3 separate regions of the Homo sapiens genome follow, and all the other regions are linked to region 3. The links are chromatin contacts, found by Hi-C or POLR2A ChIA-PET in ENCODE. All regions are on one chromosome and are shown on one strand. The core of a region is the stretch at or near the end of the contact, and the rest is flanking DNA. Distances in the headings are between cores, read along the strand shown. Region 1 holds the start of NREP (neuronal regeneration related protein). Region 2 holds the start of EPB41L4A-AS1 (EPB41L4A antisense RNA 1). Region 3 holds the start of PJA2 (praja ring finger ubiquitin ligase 2).

What was found. A loop is a pair of places that touch in the nucleus more often than their neighbours do. ChIA-PET counts read pairs that join two places held with the same protein, here RNA polymerase II (POLR2A). Pooled maps may share reads with other maps.
Region 1: a loop to region 3 is called in a map of gastrocnemius medialis, with 14 times the contacts of the local background. The contact joins the promoter of NREP here to the promoter of PJA2 in region 3. A Hi-C loop is called at or near these places in 2 of 168 maps with a recorded cell type or tissue (gastrocnemius medialis and naive thymus-derived CD4-positive, alpha-beta T cell), 1 of 37 single-sample maps with no recorded cell type and 12 of 50 pooled maps. POLR2A ChIA-PET finds 5 or more read pairs at or near these places in 1 of 52 experiments (activated naive CD8-positive, alpha-beta T cell).
Region 2: a map of CD8-positive, alpha-beta T cell shows a loop between it and region 3 (8-fold over the local background). The contact joins the promoter of EPB41L4A-AS1 here to the promoter of PJA2 in region 3. A Hi-C loop is called at or near these places in 2 of 168 maps with a recorded cell type or tissue (CD4-positive, alpha-beta T cell and CD8-positive, alpha-beta T cell) and 14 of 50 pooled maps. POLR2A ChIA-PET finds 5 or more read pairs at or near these places in 2 of 52 experiments (CD4-positive, alpha-beta T cell and activated B cell).

The regions. Positions count from the first base shown.
Region 1 is chr5:111,754,791-111,758,628 of GRCh38, forward strand. It overlaps NREP (neuronal regeneration related protein), which reads right to left and starts at 2,404. Exons shown (of 4, transcript NM_004772.4): 1 at 2,346-2,404; 2 at 980-1,040. The coding sequence starts at 982. RefSeq lists an enhancer at 1,604-2,161 and silencers at 2,755-3,154, 3,175-3,534.
Region 2 is chr5:112,159,276-112,161,775 of GRCh38, forward strand. It overlaps EPB41L4A-AS1 (EPB41L4A antisense RNA 1), which reads left to right and starts at 1,251. Exons shown (of 3, transcript NR_015370.2): 1 at 1,251-2,020; 2 at 2,428-2,500. SNORA13 (small nucleolar RNA, H/ACA box 13) reads left to right here and starts at 2,210; the gene lies at 2,210-2,342. It also overlaps a transcript of EPB41L4A not described here. RefSeq lists enhancers at 1,118-2,317, 1,136-1,345, 1,218-1,950, 1,726-1,825, 1,846-1,895 and 1 more.
Region 3 is chr5:109,407,045-109,411,359 of GRCh38, forward strand. It overlaps PJA2 (praja ring finger ubiquitin ligase 2), which reads right to left and starts at 2,930. Exons shown (of 10, transcript NM_014819.5): 1 at 2,798-2,930. RefSeq lists enhancers at 2,015-2,114, 2,155-2,274, 3,385-3,564 and a silencer at 2,795-2,874.

The DNA of each region.
Region 1 (3,838 bases), core at 1,154-3,653, 2.3 Mb after region 3:
CTGATTCATTTTTCTCCTTGGAAGCTTATACTTGGGTTGTTCTCAAAGAAAACATCAAAGATATCAGATTAAATTTTGATTCATTAAATTCCACCCTCGTTTCAAAGAAAAAAACTAAAACTAAATTTGGAAATCACACATTCTAAGTGACAAAGAGGTGTTTTAAAGAGTATAAACATCTGCAGTAGGACACGCTGTACTTCACTAAAAAGTTTTATGATATTTCTATTATTTTTTTTAGTTCATCTTATTTCCAAAGAGGAAATTTTTCATAGATGATTAATATACTTATTCAGCTGCTTTTAATGTGTATTCCTTCTGTTTCCTTAATCAGTAATCAAACATTAAACTGCATTCTCTGTGGATCATAAGCTTTGTCAGAAATAGTTATACTTTTATTTAGAGGTTAACATGCTTGACTTCTAAAATTGAGTACATGTCTCTCACAAATGAAATTATAAATCGAGAAAAATAACAGTAATTATATTTAAATAGATGGGGCACATTAATATAAAAATTCATGCTTTTCATCTATATTGCTTTAAAGGATAGCATATACAGTAGCTGTTTGATCAGCTGGACAGACTCCTCAGTTTTGGGTAACTTCGGCCTAGCTCTAAGACCCAAGGCTTTGTTTGAGCCCTACTGCTGTCACCACCTCCATGCGTGTCACAACACATCACTCTTCTTAAAGAACCGAATAGTTTCTGTTGTTCAAATTAAATAAATCCTCACTTCTGAAAGAGGAATTTTAGTTTTCTATTCAAAATAATTGCAAGTCAAAGAACTAATTTGCCACATCCAATTCACATAAATTGCTGTACTGCAACGCTCCCAGGAACTGGAGATAGAACCTTTTAAAGGTCAGATGGGGTGTAGAACAATGAAGGGTTGAGGCGGATGAAGATGGGTGGTTGATATTTATATGTAACAGACTGGTAAGAAGTACTGAGAATCTCCTCTGATGACCAAGTCTTACCATTTTGAGAATCTTAGTCTTGGGCTTCTATTCTCCCTCTCTTCAGTCCAGGGAGACCAACCTGCAAAATATGTTTAAATACAGTAGACACATCGCCTCACCACAGGTCAGCAAACGAAAAATGCCTCTTTAGAGGTTACAGACGAATAACCATTTTCTGTGGTTAAGATAAGTTACATGCAAATTATTGTTAACTACTGGGATTTCTGAAAGAGCTTTCCAAGTGGCCTATAGGCTTAACTAAGGGACAAAGGAATCCCTGGTACTTGGCTTTGCAGAGTCCTGGGCTATTCTTAGTGTTTGGTTCATCTTTAAATTGCATGAGTTCAAAAGGTTTAGCAACTTAAAAGTAGAACCAAGTGATAAAAATAGATTGTTTTCTGGCTGCTCTTTGTTCCCAGACATACTACTGGCAGTATATTTGCAATCAAGACGACAGAATAGGAATCAGCCTTCCACCGTGTAGTGTAATGCCTCAGAGTGGATATTTTTGGAAATGGCACTGCATTACATAACCTTCCGTGTTTAAAAAAAAAAAAAAAACCCTACACGGCGGGGGGGGTGGGGGGAGTCAGGAATATACACCATTCTGTCCTTCTCCCTAAACCAAATAAACATTAATGTACATACTGCTGCAGTGATTTACCCTCAACCTTTATATTATCAGAAGACCGCTCTTTTGTTAACACAGTTATGACAAAAATTAAGATGAATGGAGAAACTAAAAGTTCTCAAAAAGGGTATCATTCGCTCTTAGAGTTTTCCTATAATGTTATTATAGATACACATAAATGCACATCAGATTATTATAATCACCAAGAAAAAAACAGTCATTTATTTTTAAGGCCCTCCCCGCCAAAGTTCAACTGCTTTATAAGAAAATGCAGAAAAAAGTGCTGCAAGATCGAATGCCTAAGAAGACCCTCGGAAGCAGCAGCATTGAAAGAGTAATCAAGTGTAAGGGCGGAGGGACACAAATTCATTTTATAAAAAGGGAGGAAAAGCTTGCATGCACCAAAGTGCATTTAATGCAAAGAAACACAACAGTTTCTAACAAGGCTTTAGGAGCAAGAAGAACAAAATTAACCACACCAACAAGCACAAAACCCCACCCCTTCCCAAAAGAATTCATTTCTCCCTCCGAACTTGTGCATTTTAGAAAAAACCCAAGTTAAATTCCAGCCTGAATGCAGCACAACCAAAATGCCAGAATTTCTCCAAGGTACACGCTTCAGCTCTTTAAAATTTAGAGGGAAGAAGCATGAACTCTGCAGGGTTGAAGGGTCCAGCTAAGAGCAACGGCAAGGAATCGACACAAAAGAGAAACCAGCGCTCCCAGCCGGGGATAGGAATGGCATATACTTACAGACAAAAGCCCCGCTCCCTGTTCACTCTCTCTCCTCTCTACACCTGAAACACAAATGTGGTTGAAAAAGGGCAACATGCTAGAAAGACAGATTGGGGGGGGAGGGGGGATTGGGGGAGGGAGGGGGAGGGGAAAGGGGTGGAGGAAGAGGAGGGAGGAGGGGGAAGGGAAACAAAACCCAAACCGGCTTCACTTCCAAGAAGTGCAGCCTTGGAAAAAGGAGGAGGAGATCATCTCCCTGCCTCGCGCTCTCTCTCCAAGAGTGTGTGTGTCTCTCTCTTTCTCTAAGAGTCTCTCTCTCTCCCTTTCCCTCTCTCTCCCGCTAGGGTGCTAGTGAACAATGAGCTAATTCTGATGGAGCTGGCGCGGAGCCAGCGCCCCAGCCTTGCTGCCACTGTGCAGCCGCCTAGGAGCCAGACTGCTTACTCGGCAGGAATCGGCGGCTCTGGGCCCCGTCGGCGAGCGGCCAACAGGCGCGCGCGCCCCGACACCCCGCACCCGCGCCCCGGGCGCCCCGCTCGCCGCGCCGTCCCCACTGCACCGCGCGGCGCCCCGGGGAGACAAAGCGGACCCGCAGCTCTGCGCCCCGGCCCCGCCCCGGGAGCACGGCGCGCGCAAATCCCCGGCCTTCCTCCCCGCCCCCGGCCAGCCTCTCCGCCTCGACGTGCGGTTGCTTTTCAGACAAATAAGGAGGTGGAGGAGGCGGTTTGGGGGCGCGCCAAGCGTGAAGGCGGCCAGGGTGCTGCACAGCCCGGCGGCCCGCCAGGGCCGTGGGGAGAGGCGGCGCGGCCCGTACTGTAATAATAAACCTGCAGCAGAGGGCATCTGAGGAAAAGAGGACGGCGACGGGCGGCAGCCGCCTTCCTTTTATGTGCCTGTCCTGAGCGAAGCAGAAAATGGTGCCTGCGGCGGCGCGGAGCCGCGCTCAGACACACAAAGAGTCCGCGAAGGATGCATTTGCACACGGCCTCGGGTCGGACCCTGCCCCTCAGCTGGGTACGCGCGCCCCACTCCCTTCCGCGGGGAAGCCCGGGGCGGGGAGCGCCCCTGAAGGCCGGGCCCAGAGGTCCTGTGGCTGCGCGTGCACACACACACGTGCACACAGTCACACGCGCACAACCAGCCAGAGCTGCGGCCTGGCGTGATCGGCCCAAGACATACTCCCCTGGTGCTTCCTTCTCCTTCCCTATACGCTCCCCCACTGCCTGCCCGTCTGAAATTGTACTTTTTAAAATCGAGGATTGCTTTAAAAAATAAAGTGCTTTGCCATTTCTGATTTTTGTAAACTCGTCGTTCTTATTTAAAATCTATCTTTTCATAGTAATGTAATAGCTCAAAATTTTGCAACAAACTCAAATAAACTGGTTCTGTTGCCAATAAAGCAGGATATCATTTTATGGTAACTCTCAGATGTCACAGGAGAAGATTATTTCCTAATTAAATTGCCTTTCCAAGAAAAAAAGATATAAAGGATCATAGTGTCTTCTAAATTT
Region 2 (2,500 bases), core at 1-2,500, 2.8 Mb after region 3:
TTCTTTCTTTTATAGAAGTAGGCTTCAAAGAAACAACGAAAGGTGCTAAAACTGGTCTCTGGATGAATCTCTGCTAGGACTTAGAGAAACATGGAGACCTAGTTGTTATCATACAACTTGTCTTGCTGCCACTTGTCCTGTCCCTTCAAGGAGTTATGGTTATCAGGAAAAAAGCCAATTAACAAACTCTGCTTAATTTTTGTGGTGATAATTAATCAACTCTAAGATTTCAGCATAAAATCCCAACACCTTGCCCTGTGTGACAAGACCCTAAGTGCCTTGCTCCTGCCTGGCTCTCCAGCTGCATCTTGTCACTCTACACTCCTTACTCGACTCCAGCCACACTGGCCAAGGCCTGCTGTCTCCAGATCTTGCATAACCGCCTTCACACATCTGCTCGGAGTTCACTTCCAGTCTTCCTATTCCTAGCCCCATGAGCTACTGAACACTTGAAATGTGTCTAGTCTGAACGGAAATGTGCTGGAAGTATAAAATATACACCGGATTTTTATGACTTAGTAGATATAAAAGAAATATCTTATTAATAATCTCATATTGATTGCCTGTTGAAATATTTAAAATATGTTGGGTTATTATTAAAATTAATTTGATCTGTTTCTTTTTACTTTTTTTTTTTTTTTTTTGAGACGGAGTTTCGCCCTTTTGTCCAGGCTGGAGTCAAGTGGCATGATCTCGGCTCACCGCAACCTCCACCCCCACCCCGCCCGGGTTCAAGCCATTTCTCCTGCCTCAGCCTCCCAAGTAGCTGGGATTATAGACGCCCGCCACCAAGCCCAAGTAATTTTTGTATTTTTAGTAGAGACGGGGTTTTGCCATGTTGGCCAGGCTGGTCTTGAACTCCTGACTTCAGGTGATCACCTGCCTCAGCCTGCCAAAGTGCTGGGATTACAGGCATGAGCCACCGCGCCCGGCGTTCTTTTCACATTTTATGTGGCAATTGGAAAATTTAAAATTACACTCATGGCTCACACTGTTTCCATCGGACAGCGCTACCCTATGGCATGACCCTCTTTTGCTGCCCTCCTGGCACTTACATTGTAGAATTTCAGCATCCGGGCTCACTTGGTCAGTGGCCTACTCACCCAAGCAGAATGTACCACAGAAACCTTGCCTGGCTCACCCACACCTGATTCCCAGGCACTCAGGCCAGGGCCTGGAGCATAGTAAGTGCTGACTAAATATCTTTCGAATGAATGACTCTACTCTTCCTCAGCTGGACTCATGAATTCTGTCGGGTCCCAAAATACGTGGTCTAAAGTCCTTTGGGCTCCTGCCGCTGCCAGCACTGATCATATGCTCTTGACCCTGGTCGGGTGGGGGGATGTCTGGATACCTCCTCTGTGGAAAGAACTGGCCACACATCCGCAGAGGTGACTCGGGCTGAGAACCCAGGCTCCTCCTCCCTTTGGTGACACGCCCCTCGGTCCCTCACTGGCACTTCTCCCTCCGGCCACACGGCGGCGTCTCGCCATAGCGCAGCGGCCGATGGTACAGCCCGCTCCCCCCTCGCGCTCTCGGACAGTGGGTCCTTCCACTTGTAGAAAAGCATTGTGGGACGGAAGCCTGTCCTTTCTTCCTTTTGGTGCGAGCTTGCTGTGGTTTTTGCTCTGGGTCCTCTGGGATGGCGCCTGGCTGTGGCCGCGTGGTCTCTCACGCAGGGGCGCCGGGCGGGGGAACGCGGCCACCCTGAGTCTGGTGAGTCGACTGCGGCGGCCTGTGTCCGAAGTGTCCGGGGCCGTGAACAAGGGCAGCGGCCTGGCCTCAGGCCTGCGTTCCCACGTTTGGAAACGGGGAGCTTCGTCGATTTGTGTTTACATCATCGACTATGCCAGGGAGTTCTCCAGATAAGCCTGGTTTTATTTTCGTCAGTGAAAAGGCCTTACCGTATAACTGACTTTATGCTTGCCCTGCCCCCGTATAAAATAACTTAAAAGCAGCGTGCCTGGTTACAGCTGTTTCCACGTGCGGTGCTCGTCGGGAGTGATCACCTACCCTACAGGTGAGTTTTCACGTTCGTGCAAGACCAGTCGCCATTTAAAACGCATCGCATTTCACTTTTCATTATTAAGTCGGATTTTAAATCGTGAGAAAATTTCTCTGAAATGTATTGTCCGTTTTTAGGCTGTAATCGGCATTACTGTCAGCCAGTCAGCAACCTTATGCCATAAAGCCTACCTCACGCAGTGTCAGCCTTTGTGTTGCCCATTCACTTTGGAAACTAGTGAATGTGGTGTCAAAAAAGGCGTAAATTAAACGCTTTGCAGCCTTTTCCTGCCCTTAAATTTGATACCTTTGGTGTAGGAGCTGCATAAGTAACAGTTGCTGCTTTTACGTTTCCACGCGTGATCTTGACCCTGCTAGCCTTAAGTGTATGGTTTCTCTTAGCCAGTTCTAATTTTTGTTCAGGTGGAAGATGGATGCCTGAAGTGTAGACTGCTGCTAGCTGAATACCATCTGGGAGCATAAAGGTGACCTGAAG
Region 3 (4,315 bases), core at 1,680-4,179:
TTGACTGCAAAAGGGAACTTTGGGGGAGATGAAAATATTCTATATCTTAATTGTGGTATGAAAATATTCCACTCTTGACTGTGGTGGTGGTCACAGAGCACATATTTGTCAAAACAAAATACACTGTACATTTCAAATAAGTACATTTTACTGTATCTAAGTTATCCTCAATAAGGTTGATTTTCTAAGAGGGTGCTCTCTCAGGAAAATATAAACCAGGGAATACTGGTGATGCCCACATATACCCACCTCAAAAGATGTCAAAAAAATATATATAAGAAAACTCATTTATGGTTTTTAAAAATGTCAAAAACAACAACATAAGCATCTTGGAAAGCCAAGACTAGAAGGAAATATTTTAATATCAGCGGCTTTACCAGAAAGCTTCACCAAACATCATAATTAATGCTAAAACATTAGAAGCATTCCCCCTTAAAGTCAGAAACAATGCCATGTTTGTTGTTAGCTATCAGTGCTATTAGTTTTTAATCTACCAGTGCTCAACATTTTATAAGATGTATAATTGCAAAAGCAATGAGAAAAACACATAAGTTATAAAAACTGAAAAGGAAACCACAAAACTGTGAATATCTCCTGATAATCAACTCAATAAAATAATCTGATACATGATAGAAAACTCAAAAGTTTTGCTATAACCAGAGAAAACAGAGAGAGAGAAATGTTACTGAAAGTTTCCATCCACCACACGAATCAAACCATAAAATAGGAATACCAGGAAGGAATGTTATACGTATGAAGAAAAAAAAGAAAAACTATAAAAATTTCCCTAACAGTATAAAACAAGATGTGAATAAAATGGAGAGGCCACATTTCTGAGGAGAGAGACTCAATACTATAAAGATCAGTTGTCTCCAAATTAATCTAAAATTTCAATATAACCTTATTCAAAATAGCTAAGGATTTTTAGTTCAGTCTAAAGTTTACCTAGAAGAAGAAATGCATAAGAAACATTCAAGAATATTTTCAACAAGAGTAATAAAGAGGGAGAAAGGGTTACCAAAATTTAAAATATGCATAATCTTTTAACTGAGCAACTTCACTTCTAGGAACCCATGCTCCAGAAATAATCACACATAGAGGAAGTTTACTGAATTGTTAACAGTGGCTGACAATCAAGATGCAAGCAGGACTAGAAGTGGAAGCGGTAATTTTTACCTTACATTCTTCCATACTGTTTAATTTTTTAAAATCAAGGATGAATTAAAATTTGTAATTAAACATCGATCAATAAATTAGAAAGTTATTTTCATTATAAATCATCATTTGTAATAGCAAAAAGAAACTGCAATTAAATGTCTTTCAAAAAGGGAATAGAATAAATTATAGCCCATTCAAACTCACGAGATACCAGTTAGCCTTTTAAAAAGTATTAGGGAGACCTATATGTAAAAAGTAAAAATGTCCAACATATGTAATTAAGTCAATAAGCAAGCGGTATGCAAACATGTTTGGTATATGGTATAGCCTCCCTCAAAAAAAAAAACTTTACGTGTACTTGTATGTGTCTAGAAGTGCATTTGCAAGATTTTGAAAAATGAACACTAAACTGTCAACTTTACACTGGAGTGGGACTGGGGGATGAAAAGAAATATTTAAATTTTACCTAACAGTCCGTTATTTATATTGTTGAAGTGTACATCAAACTTGCATGTCTGCAATGAATTTTTAAAATTAAGTGGTCATCTCATATAAAAATGACATGAACCCCAAAAGACAATTACAACACTGAAAAATACAGTTTAAACGTTTATTACTGTTATCCTCAGGTTTATTCACATACACTTCAAATGATCCGTAGCCTTCAGCAAAGGTGACTGCCATTTTAAAGAAATGTGACCAAATATTTCATGATAAAACAGAATACATTAAGCCTGCAATGAAAATTTTAAACTTCACAGAACCAGCAGACTCAAAAGAAGCGCCTATGCGGATGTAAATTTTTTTTTTTTTAATGTCCGGAGAAGGAACTCTCAGATTACTCTCCTCCCTGCAAAACGACTATTTACCACCTCCCCTTTGCTTCAACTTGGTCTGAGCGTCTTTAACCTCACCATTTTGAATGTGCGCAAAATGATTACCAGTCATCTGAGGGAGGCCAAATTAAAGGTGCATCTGCAAGAGGAGCTCTGGCCTGACATCGCTAACTGAGAGCAGCCCTGGCGGAAAGGTGCTGATCCCGGGAGTAGAGCGACTGCTGCGGCTCGAGCGGGGTGTCTGCGTGCCGAGCCTCACTGACAATCGGGGAAAATGCAGACGCCCAGCAAAACGACGGCAACAGAAGGCTCCTCGGGGGAGGGGTGCTGCAGGCCTGTGGCGTAAGATGGTTCCGCTCTACGCGGGGTGACGGGAAACCGCAGAAGGTGGGTGTGAGGTGTTGGTTGGGGGGCAAACTCTTGTACAGTGGCGAGTGTAGGGGAAAGCCAGCGGGCTCCTTGGCCAAGTCACCAAGGACAGCAGAAGAGGCAGCAGTAAAGAGCGGCAGCGAAGACCCCGATACCAACCAATGTCATCTGTCGGGGGGCGGCGGGCGCGACCGTCCCGGATAGGAGCGCGGCCCGGGTCCGGGCTGGACAGGGCCCAGGAGGCGAAGAAGGCCTCCCACAGCCATCAACCCCACCCACCATGGCCGGCGCAGCAGGCCAGGGACAAGCCCCGCTCCTTCCGAAGCTAGAGACAGAGAAACTGAGGAGCTGAACGCAGCAATTTCCTCGCCCCGACCCCCACACTCCCGACAGCGGAACAAGCCAGACTGAAAAAAAAAAAAAAAAACCCTCACCGAAATGTGCAGCGGCTCCGGAGCGAGAACAGCGCTCGAACCTCCACCCGCCACCACCGCCTTCTTCTCCGCCTCCAACTCCTCCCCCGCCGAACGCGAAGCGGCTGGCGGCTGTGGCGGCGGCGGCGGCGGTGGCGGCGGCGGAAGCAGAGGCGGTGGCGGTGAGTCCCGCCCCTTGCGCCGCGGTGGAGGCGAAGGAGGAGAGTACGCAAGCCCCTCCCCCATAGCAGAGATGACCAGTCAGCTTACAGGGTCTCTGCTGGGGGACAATGCATACGCCCAATCAGAACCTGAGGAGTGGGCTCACGTCAATGGTTGGGACGTGGCAGAAAAAGGGAAAAATACTTGGACCTTCTCTACAGCCTGCTCCCCCATCTCCCTCAGGGGGAGTTCACCAATTGGCTGAAGAGCGGAAAGACGAAGCCGACTCAGTCCCCCGCCCCAGCCGAGCCCACCTCCTTTCCCTGCAGTACTGCGACGTTTGGGGAGGGGGCGGAGCACCGTGTAGGAGCTAAAACTGCGCGGCCTTTTGTGGTTTGGGCTGAGAGAAAAGGGCGGGGTCTCGGAAAGGGAAGGGGGTGTGGAGAACTAACAGAAAGACTGGCGCAGTTAGGCTTTTTCGGAAATTCCAACAGCAACAACCAAAATGGAGGCATTAAAATCGATCCTGATTCGACTGGAAACCTGATTAACAAGGTTAAGGTCTCCTGGCATAAAGTTCAGTTACAATGCAGATATCGGTGAGACAAAAAAAAAAAATGACACGAAGAAAGGCTTGTTTACCCACCCTGACCCTGGGCACTATATGGCGCTTTCCACCCTCCCTCTCCGCGCTGACCCTTGCCCCTCGCTTCTTATTCTGCTGGGGCGGGGTTCAGAGGAGGCCTGCCTTTCCTCTGTATAGCCTTGGGCTGACCACAGCCTCCCAGCTTGCATCTTGAGGCTGTTTGTCAAGCCGGGAAGTAACAGCTCCCATCACATGCAACCAAAATAAATACAACAGCTGCAGTCCCCGGACACCTTGCTTAATTTAAACCTGGGTAACAGTTTAGTTAATTATGTCAGTGATACAAAACTGTTTCTTCGTTCCGCACATATTCCCTTTATTCATCTTGAAACGTGTCCGCTTATCTGATTACAGTCCCTCTGTCTTCTCTTATTCCCCACCCCCGACCCGTCGCCTGATGCCCAGGATATATTCATCGCCACCCCTCCCCCGCGAATTAAGAGCCCCACTTCTTGTGCTGTCCCCTTAACAACAGCGAACTCTCTTGCCAGTGAACTGAGACTAATTTTTTTTTGCTGTTGATGGAAATAAATTACCCAAAATTTACTGTAGAAATTTAGGTTTATGAGAATTTGCCAGACATTTTGTGAAATCCAATCTGAATCCCAGCCCACTCCTGTAGTACGTTTCTTACCAAAAAACCATTCCTTGCTTGATATTACTCTGCCTTCACACGTGTTGCTATAGGAGTTCTGACTTTAACCATCCAAGTACCTCTTTGAAAAAAAACA